2 separate regions of the Mus musculus genome follow, and region 2 is linked to region 1. A link is a contact called in ENCODE Hi-C or POLR2A ChIA-PET data. All regions are on one chromosome and are shown on one strand. Each heading gives the region's core, a stretch centred on a gene start or an enhancer-like site at or near the end of the contact. The rest is flanking DNA. Distances are from core to core; before and after follow the strand shown. Region 1 holds the start of Sbf1 (SET binding factor 1). Region 2 holds the start of Lmf2 (lipase maturation factor 2).

Region 1 (3,736 bases), core at 886-3,385:
CAGCCAACAACCAGTCAACTCTGACCCTAGAAGGCAGTGCTTAGAGAGCTCACTGGCCTGCAGTCGCCACAGTGATGGGTAATCTGAGAATTACTCCATCACACCGGTGATTCAGGAAAAGTAGCCACCTCTGGCCTCAGCCTTCTATCCCGTCCTGTACAGAGGTCAGAGGTCCACACCTCTTGTACAGCTGTATCAGTAAGCCCCCACGTGCCACAGCAACTTCCCATGGAGCTACCCACACATCACCCTCAATTTTACTCCACTCCCAGCAGACCTCCCCAACCTGGCCTTTACCTACATTCTGTTTCACAGGACCTTCTTCATAACCTTCTCACCACCATCCAAGTCCATTCCATTCCTCCAGCCCTGGCCCAGCGCCCAGCCCGAGACCCCAGCCAGCCCTCAGCCAGCTTGGTTTCCTCACTCTCCAGCAGTACTCCTCCTCCGTTCCAGAGGAGGCACCTCACTGGCCTTCACTTATGCCTTGGAGCACAGGTTCTCCCTGTGTGTGCCAGTACAACACTGGTGGCAAGCCTCCTGCTCAAGGAGGACAGGGGGATGAACACAATGTGGTCTCTGCCTTTGAGAACTCCCTCTTTGGAGGGAAAGACAGATGCTCGGGACTGAGTGCCAAAAGATATAGACTTGAATACATGAGAGCAGAAAGAAGCGAGGGTACTGAACAGATCTGAAGACAGAGGTGGTGGTGGTGGTGGTGGTGGTGGTGGTGGTGTTTTCCAGTGCATACAGGGTCCATCATGTGGACATTAAACAAAGGAACAGTCCTAGTGGAGACTTAGCAAGAAGAAAGGCAAAGAAGAAAGTTTGGGTCCTGAATGGTGACAGTGACAGCTGGTCTGAGAAGCAGCAGAATAACTGTGTGGAATAGATAACTGGAACACGGTAGGAAGCATTACATCTAGGGATTAAGGGGCTACCTCATCTGGCCACAGTTGTCCCTAAGATACCGCCCCTCTGCAGGTGGACTCTGACAGCCAGAGTACAAGTCCCAGCCTCCATTCCAGACCCACACACTCAACTTCTCTATGCCAGATTCTATGCTGAAGATAGGGCAACAGCAAGGCAATCTCAGTGGGCTATTGGGAGAAATGAGATCATACACACAAAGGGTTGTGCAGGGCCTGGCACACTGAGGACTCCAGCCAACACCCCCCAACACTGTTGTCTCCATGGCTGTGGTTGATGTCACTGTCAGGCTCCGTTTTCTCCTACCCCCAGGACTGAAGGGCTCTCAGACACAGGTGCTGACTCCAGATCAGGGCCTCCTAGATCACCACACTGATCCCCCGCTGAGGGGCCTGGCTTAGAGGCTTGAACACCAGGAATGCTCTCCTCCAAGTGTGACACTTTCGTCTGAAGTCCGGCTCCATACCACCGACGAACCCCTCCCCCTCCACTGCACCCCATCAAGCGGTGCTTGAGGCTTCAGACCTAGCACTGGGTCAGAGAAGCTGGAAGACGAAAACGTTCCGCCCCCCTCTCTGAAATTCCCAGACCCAGCCACCGGCAGGCGGCCAAGGCGGGGTGAGCCCATCCCACCCAACTTGGAATCGGGGAGACCGAACTGCAGCAGGGTCCTCCAGCCTCCCACGCCCGAGCGACACGCCCCTGCCCACCTCGGAACAGCGACGCAGGTGCCCAGGTGTAGGAGGGATGTTTCTTACACAGGCCATGTCGTCCGGGGTCCTCGCGGGTTGCCCCGACGCCACCGTGGCCAATAACTACGGAGGCCTCTTTTCGAGAGCCCCGAGAGCTCGGCCCCAACTCCTGACCCTGCCTCCGGCCGGGTCTTCTTAGCTTCGAGTCCTCAGTCCCAGTCCCTCAGTCCCCCCCAGCTCGTCCCCCTCGGCGCTGAGACTCACCGCGCGGGTGCGGCCCGAACGCCACCAGCACGAAGTAGTCCGCGAGCCGCGCCATGGCAAGGGGCGCAGGCGGGCTCCACGGCTCGAGGGTTCGATGGCGGCGCGCTCATGGCCCGGCGCTGGCCCTAAGCTGCACACTTGGGACACCCCGGGCCCGCTCCTCTGCGGCGCCGCTGACCAGGGCTTCCGCCGCCATCTTCCCAGCCAGCCGGCCCGCCCGGGCGCTTCAGGAGCCTGCGCAGTTCTGCCCCTCCCGTGTAGGCGGGACCTGGCACAGTGCGCTTCCATTGGGCCACTCCGCATGGGGCGGGTCCAGAGGGCGCTGCCCCGCCTACTACCTCATGCTCAAGGACCGGCTCAACCCTTTGGGCGGGTGAAGCTTACGGCGGCCGGGGCGGGTCAGCTACCCTGGTCCCGCGGCCGACATTTCGACCTGAAGCACCACCGGTCAGGATTAGGGCATACTTCCCCGTCGGAACTGAAGCCCCGGAATGAAGGGAGACCTGGACCTCACCCTTGGGAGAGCCTAACTCCGAGGGTCAGGGGCGTGGTCCAGCTCAGTCTGCCTGAAGCAAACCAGTGGAGCTCAGGCCTTGTCCAGCCAGTCTCCCAAACTAGAGGACCGAGCTGGGGGATGGAGGAGTGTCATGGCTTCGCCACTCACCCTGCCAATCTTATGGTGGCCAAGGGAAAGACTTTACAGGCTTTTTTTTTTTAAGTTCCTAGTGCAAAAAGGGGCAGCTAGATATTTCACCATTGGATGGATGGGATATCCAACACCTGCATTTAAAAAAAAAAAAAAAAAAGTTCCAGCTTGAGTCACCTTCCTGCGAAGTTGGATCGCCCTGGAGGTCAGGGGGTTGGCCAGGCCTCTTGCAGTAATACAGGAATGGACACTTGTAGGAGAGGCAAGGTCCTTGACCAGGAGATTAAAGGGGGAGGACTAGGCTTGCTTGTTGATGAGTTTAGTTTTCTGTGAGAACTGAAAGACAAGCCACCTATTAGCATCGTGTTCCCTCCACCTGCAAGATCTGGAGAATGAATGAAAGCAATCTCAGGAGAGACGAGTCCAGTCGTCAGTGTACGTGTATAAAGAGTCTCGGCCCTTGAGAAGCTGAAGCAGGTCGTTCATGAATTCCAGTCCAGTCTCCTTGGCTTCATCAGGAAACCATGTGTCCAAAAAACAGGAGATATAAGGGCCTTTCTGGAGAGATAGTTTAGAGGTTATGGGAATCTGTGCTGGATTTGCAGCACCCTCGCCTGCAATTCTGGGTCCAGGGGGATCTGTCGCCCCCTTCTGGCCTCCGGAACGTGTTTGTGGTGGTGCGTGGACATACATGCAGGGAAAACACCCATACACATAAAGTGAAAATGTCTTTTTTAAGAGAGGGGGATGAGCTTGGTGGTCATGGTGGTGGTGGCAGCGCACGCCTTTAATTAAAGCGCTTGGGAGTCAGAAGCAGATGGAGTTTGAAGCCAGCCTGGTCTACGGAGCTAGTTCCAGAACAGCCAGGAAGCCCTGTCTTGAAAAAAATAAGATAAAATAAAAATAAATAAAAGAGGGGAAGAGGAAAAGACTGTCCTAGGAAAGTTCTGTGCACAGAGACACAAACCTAGCTCTCCTTTGCCAATGCCAGGTGAGCTGCAAAATCTTCCTTTCTGCTTAAAACCTGTGTTTGAACTTGATTGAGTTGGCTGCTTCTGTCAATCAACTAAAACTCGTCTCTATACTCGTAAGAAATGGTGGCAGGGGGCTGGAGAGATGGCTCAGAGGTTAAGAGCACTGACTGCTCTTCTGGAGGTCCTGAATTCAATTCCCAGCAACCACATGGTGGCTCACAGCCTTCTGT
Region 2 (3,634 bases), core at 1,132-3,631, 40 kb after region 1:
GCCAGCAGCCCATAGACAGTCAGTTCCAGCAGTAAGGACAGCGCGGTCAGCAGGGCTTTAGGCCAGGCTATGGGTTGGACAGACAGTCACAGATTGGCTAAGGGTCTGCAGCCAAGGGACAGGGGCTCTTTGGCGGATGACATGGGTTTGGTTGTCGTGATGGGATGACTGACACTCACAGGTGGGCATCTTCTTGTGGCATCTGAGGCCAGGCTCAGCAGACAGGTGACGGTCATCCAGGAGGGCAGTGGTGAGCACCAGGGTTAGCAGGTTGAAGAAATTGTAGTTGCCAGTGATGATAATCAGGACTTGCAATAATGCCTGAGAGGAAGACATGCAGTCAGAGCTATGGAGAGGATGCTCTTGGGCTCCCGCAGACCTAAAGACGACACTTTCCCAAAGGCCACAGCCTCACGTGACAGTATACACCTAGACTGGCTAACACATCCTTCTGCCTGCGATGCTTCCCCCCACAGCACCCATCACCCGACCACTCCCGCCCCAGCAAGCCTCACCAGCCAGTGGTAAAGGCCACACTCTCTTCTACCTACCTGAGCGTAGAAGGCAGTAAGTCGTAGGCGGCGAATAGGAGCAAAGAACAGGGGTGGCACTGCGATCTCGATGAGGAAGGTGGCTACCACGCTGAGCTTGTGTAGCCAGACCGGCAGATGGTGAGCAAACCAGGCAGCGGGTGTGGGCAGGCACTGAGTCTCATAGTGGTAGGTCAGAGCTGCAGGAAGCGAGTGGAGGTCAGGGCTGGTTAAGAGCCTCTAGACCATCCCAGCTTCAGGCCCCGGGCCCTCACCAGTGAGTCCCCACCACGTAGGGCAGCGGCTGGTCAACTTGACCACACCAGAGGCGAACATGAGTCGAAACAGCAGCCAGCGCACGAGCCAGAATGGGAGGTCTTCATGGGGTAAGGCTCCTGCTAATCTACCCTGGAGAATCTTGTGTTTGGAAGGCCCCCTCAGCGGGGCTACCAGTATAGCTAGGAAGCCAGTCTCCAGCAGCAGGGAATCCCTATAGGGAGGGAAATATCCTAAATTTCCTATTTAGGTTGCTTAATAGGAACCTCCCAGGGTCCTCCCAGGAGAGGCAAACAACCCTGCCCAGTGGCCTCAGGCAGATTGGGCCCCCGGAATCACTCACCACTGGAAATAAAGGAACACTTGGCCCACCTGTAGGGAGAGAAGTGGTCAGGGAGCCACTGTGTGTCTGCTGCATCAGGTGAGGCAGAGAGAGAGGGTGGGTTAGATGAAGGCTGAAGTTTTAAGTGTCTCACTTGCCTGGTAGGCTGATCGGTATGCAACCCAGAGCAGCAGGTAGACGAAGGGGTGTCTCAGAGAGTTCAGGAGCAGGGCGCCCAGGGCTAGCACGGTGCCCAATAAGGTCAGTAAATCCAGACCTTGGGCAGTATCCAGCCCCAGTCTTGGTGCCTCCCACAGCAGCGTTGGTGTTTCCCACAGCTGCTGCCACAGGCCCTTGCCTTGGGGCCGCAGTGTTCTTCGAGCAGGAAGGATGCCCTCTGGGCCATAGAGGCCTGTGGGAGGGTATGTCAGGGCCAAGTCTTAGACATCTTCCCAGTCTAACATGCACATGAACTTAGGCCCCGGAGATGCTCCACCACCAGCTCCTGGCATGCAGATGTCCCAAACCCCCAACTCCAGGTTGTGCTTGCAGATGTTCCCATCCCAGGCAGGGCTTGCTCTGTCTACCAGATGGTCTCTCTCTCTCACGTTGGAAATTGTTGACCCCCAACACCAGGTTCAGAAGACCTGATTCTGGGTCAGCACCTTCTGTCAATTAGAGCGCATCCCTCTCTTACCTGCCCACAGAGTCCAGGTAGAAATCTGCCACCCACTCCCCTCGGGGTTTTTCCCTAAGCCTAGATGAGACTACTAATAGTTAAGGGAAATCGACCCTTGTGCTTCTTTTTCCTCCACTTTTGTTGCCCGCAAACTACCACCCCTTAATCCCGCGCAGAGAGAGGCCTGGACTTTACACCCGCCTCAGAGGGCAGTGAAGGAAGGGATGCTACCACGTCCACGTGTGACGATTCAACCCCTCCGCGCCCTCACCTGGGATCTGGGTGTAGAGGGACGCAAAGGCGAACAAGTAGACAGCGGCCACACCCTGTAGGAAAAGCTGCTGTGGGACCCGGGAGCTCGCCATGTCCGCTACGCGGTCTTGCCGAAGTAGTGCCCTCTAGTCTCCTAGCTGCCCCCAGCCCGGCCTCTGGCCCACGCCGCAGCCGGAATCCGTCAGTCCGGTCGGGTCACTGAGCTCCACCCAGTGCCAAAGAACTCACCGCTAACCACCTAGAAACTTAGTCTCCTCCGCTCCTCCAGGCCCCCCCCCTAGACACGGAGCCCCGCCCCCGGTGTAGGCCCCGCCCCCGTCGGGCCCGCTTCTTTACTTCTTCGAAACTGGGCCCGCCTGACGTCATACGTGTGCGCGCAGTGCCCTGGCTACGTACTTCCGGGGCGGGAGCACCAAAATGGCGCCAGAACCAGTAGCGGGTTGAGCCATGGTTCCGGGCTTCTAGTCCCGTTCTAGACATGGAGGATGTGGAGGTGCGCTTTGCTCACCTCTTGCAGCCCATCCGGGATCTCACTAAGAACTGGGAGGTGGACGTGGCGGCACAGCTGGGCGAGTATCTGGAGGAGGTGAGGGCGGCGGGGGAATGGCATCGGCCTGGGCGCTCAGGCTGCATTGCCACCCCCCGCCTCCGGGTCTGTAGCCGTCTGGTGTGTCATCCGCAGTCTTGTTTCTTTCCTCACCCCCCTTCAAAATCCAGCCTGCCTCTCGAAACTTTCAGCTAGATTCTCCCGGAGCTGTCCTTTTCAGGCCTCTGTCGGTTAGCGAGCTGTGAAGTCGATTTGGTTGGATGATAATCATTTTTCTCCAACAAGTACATTATTTCCGTTTTCTTTGGGGGAATACAATACATTAAGAAGCAAACTTTTTGTTTTCCCCTTTTGGGGGCGGATTTAACCTGGGGCTTTGGACAGGTTTGGCAGGCACTCTACCACCGAGCTTTTTTTTGGAACCTGTTTTTCTTCTTGAGCCAGGCGCCAAGGCAGGTCTTAAACCCGAAGTCTTCTGTCCCAGTCTCCCGATTATTTGCAACTACCAATCAACCCTACCATACCAGGACTCTTACAGTAATGGAGAGAGATCTGGTTCCCGAAGGAAAAGGGATTTTGTATCTTAGACCTCAAGCCCCGCCCACACGATCTTCCCGCAGTGCGACGCACCCATACCCCAGGCTCTTAATTTGAACCAGTTTTGTCCAGAAGGATCCGCCCCCTCCCCCATCCTGTTGGTGGCCCAGCCCCTCGCCGTAATCTAGCCTATCAGCATTCCATTCCTCCGTTTTGTTTTTTTTTAAGTTCAGGTCTATTCAGTCACTGTCTGCTCCGTTTCTGCACGTTCACACTTTGGCTCAACACAATCGGATCCCACTACTGAATAGTTACAGGTCTCAACTCGAACTGTAGTGGTCTTCGTATTTAAAAATAAAAGAGACGCTCGAAGTGCCCTGTTGGGGAGATTTCTCGGTCTGACAGCTTCCTTTTTGAAACAGTGCTCTTAGGATTTCTATTTGACTGCTTCTGTTTTCTTTCTTAAGTGT

The links. Hi-C counts contacts between places; a loop is a spot of excess contacts on that map. ChIA-PET counts read pairs that join two places held with the same protein, here RNA polymerase II (POLR2A).
Region 2: a loop to region 1 is called in a map of gastrocnemius, with 4 times the contacts of the local background. The contact joins the promoter of Lmf2 here to the promoter of Sbf1 in region 1. A Hi-C loop is called at or near these places in 11 of 37 maps with a recorded cell type or tissue (gastrocnemius, heart, left cerebral cortex and 1 more). POLR2A ChIA-PET finds 5 or more read pairs at or near these places in 4 of 5 experiments (Patski and embryonic stem cell).

What each region holds. Positions count from the first base shown.
Region 1 is chr15:89,313,176-89,316,911 of GRCm38, forward strand. Sbf1 (SET binding factor 1) reads right to left here and starts at 2,136. Exons shown (of 41, transcript NM_001170561.1): 1 at 1,887-2,136. The coding sequence starts at 1,941.
Region 2 is chr15:89,353,278-89,356,911 of GRCm38, forward strand. It overlaps Lmf2 (lipase maturation factor 2), which reads right to left and starts at 2,382. Exons shown (of 14, transcript NM_178919.4): 1 at 2,079-2,382; 2 at 1,287-1,540; 3 at 1,150-1,178; 4 at 806-1,020; 5 at 552-730; 6 at 180-321; 7 at 1-67. The coding sequence starts at 2,172. It overlaps Ncaph2 (non-SMC condensin II complex, subunit H2), which reads left to right and starts at 2,442. Exons shown (of 20, transcript NM_001115132.2): 1 at 2,442-2,666. The coding sequence starts at 2,559.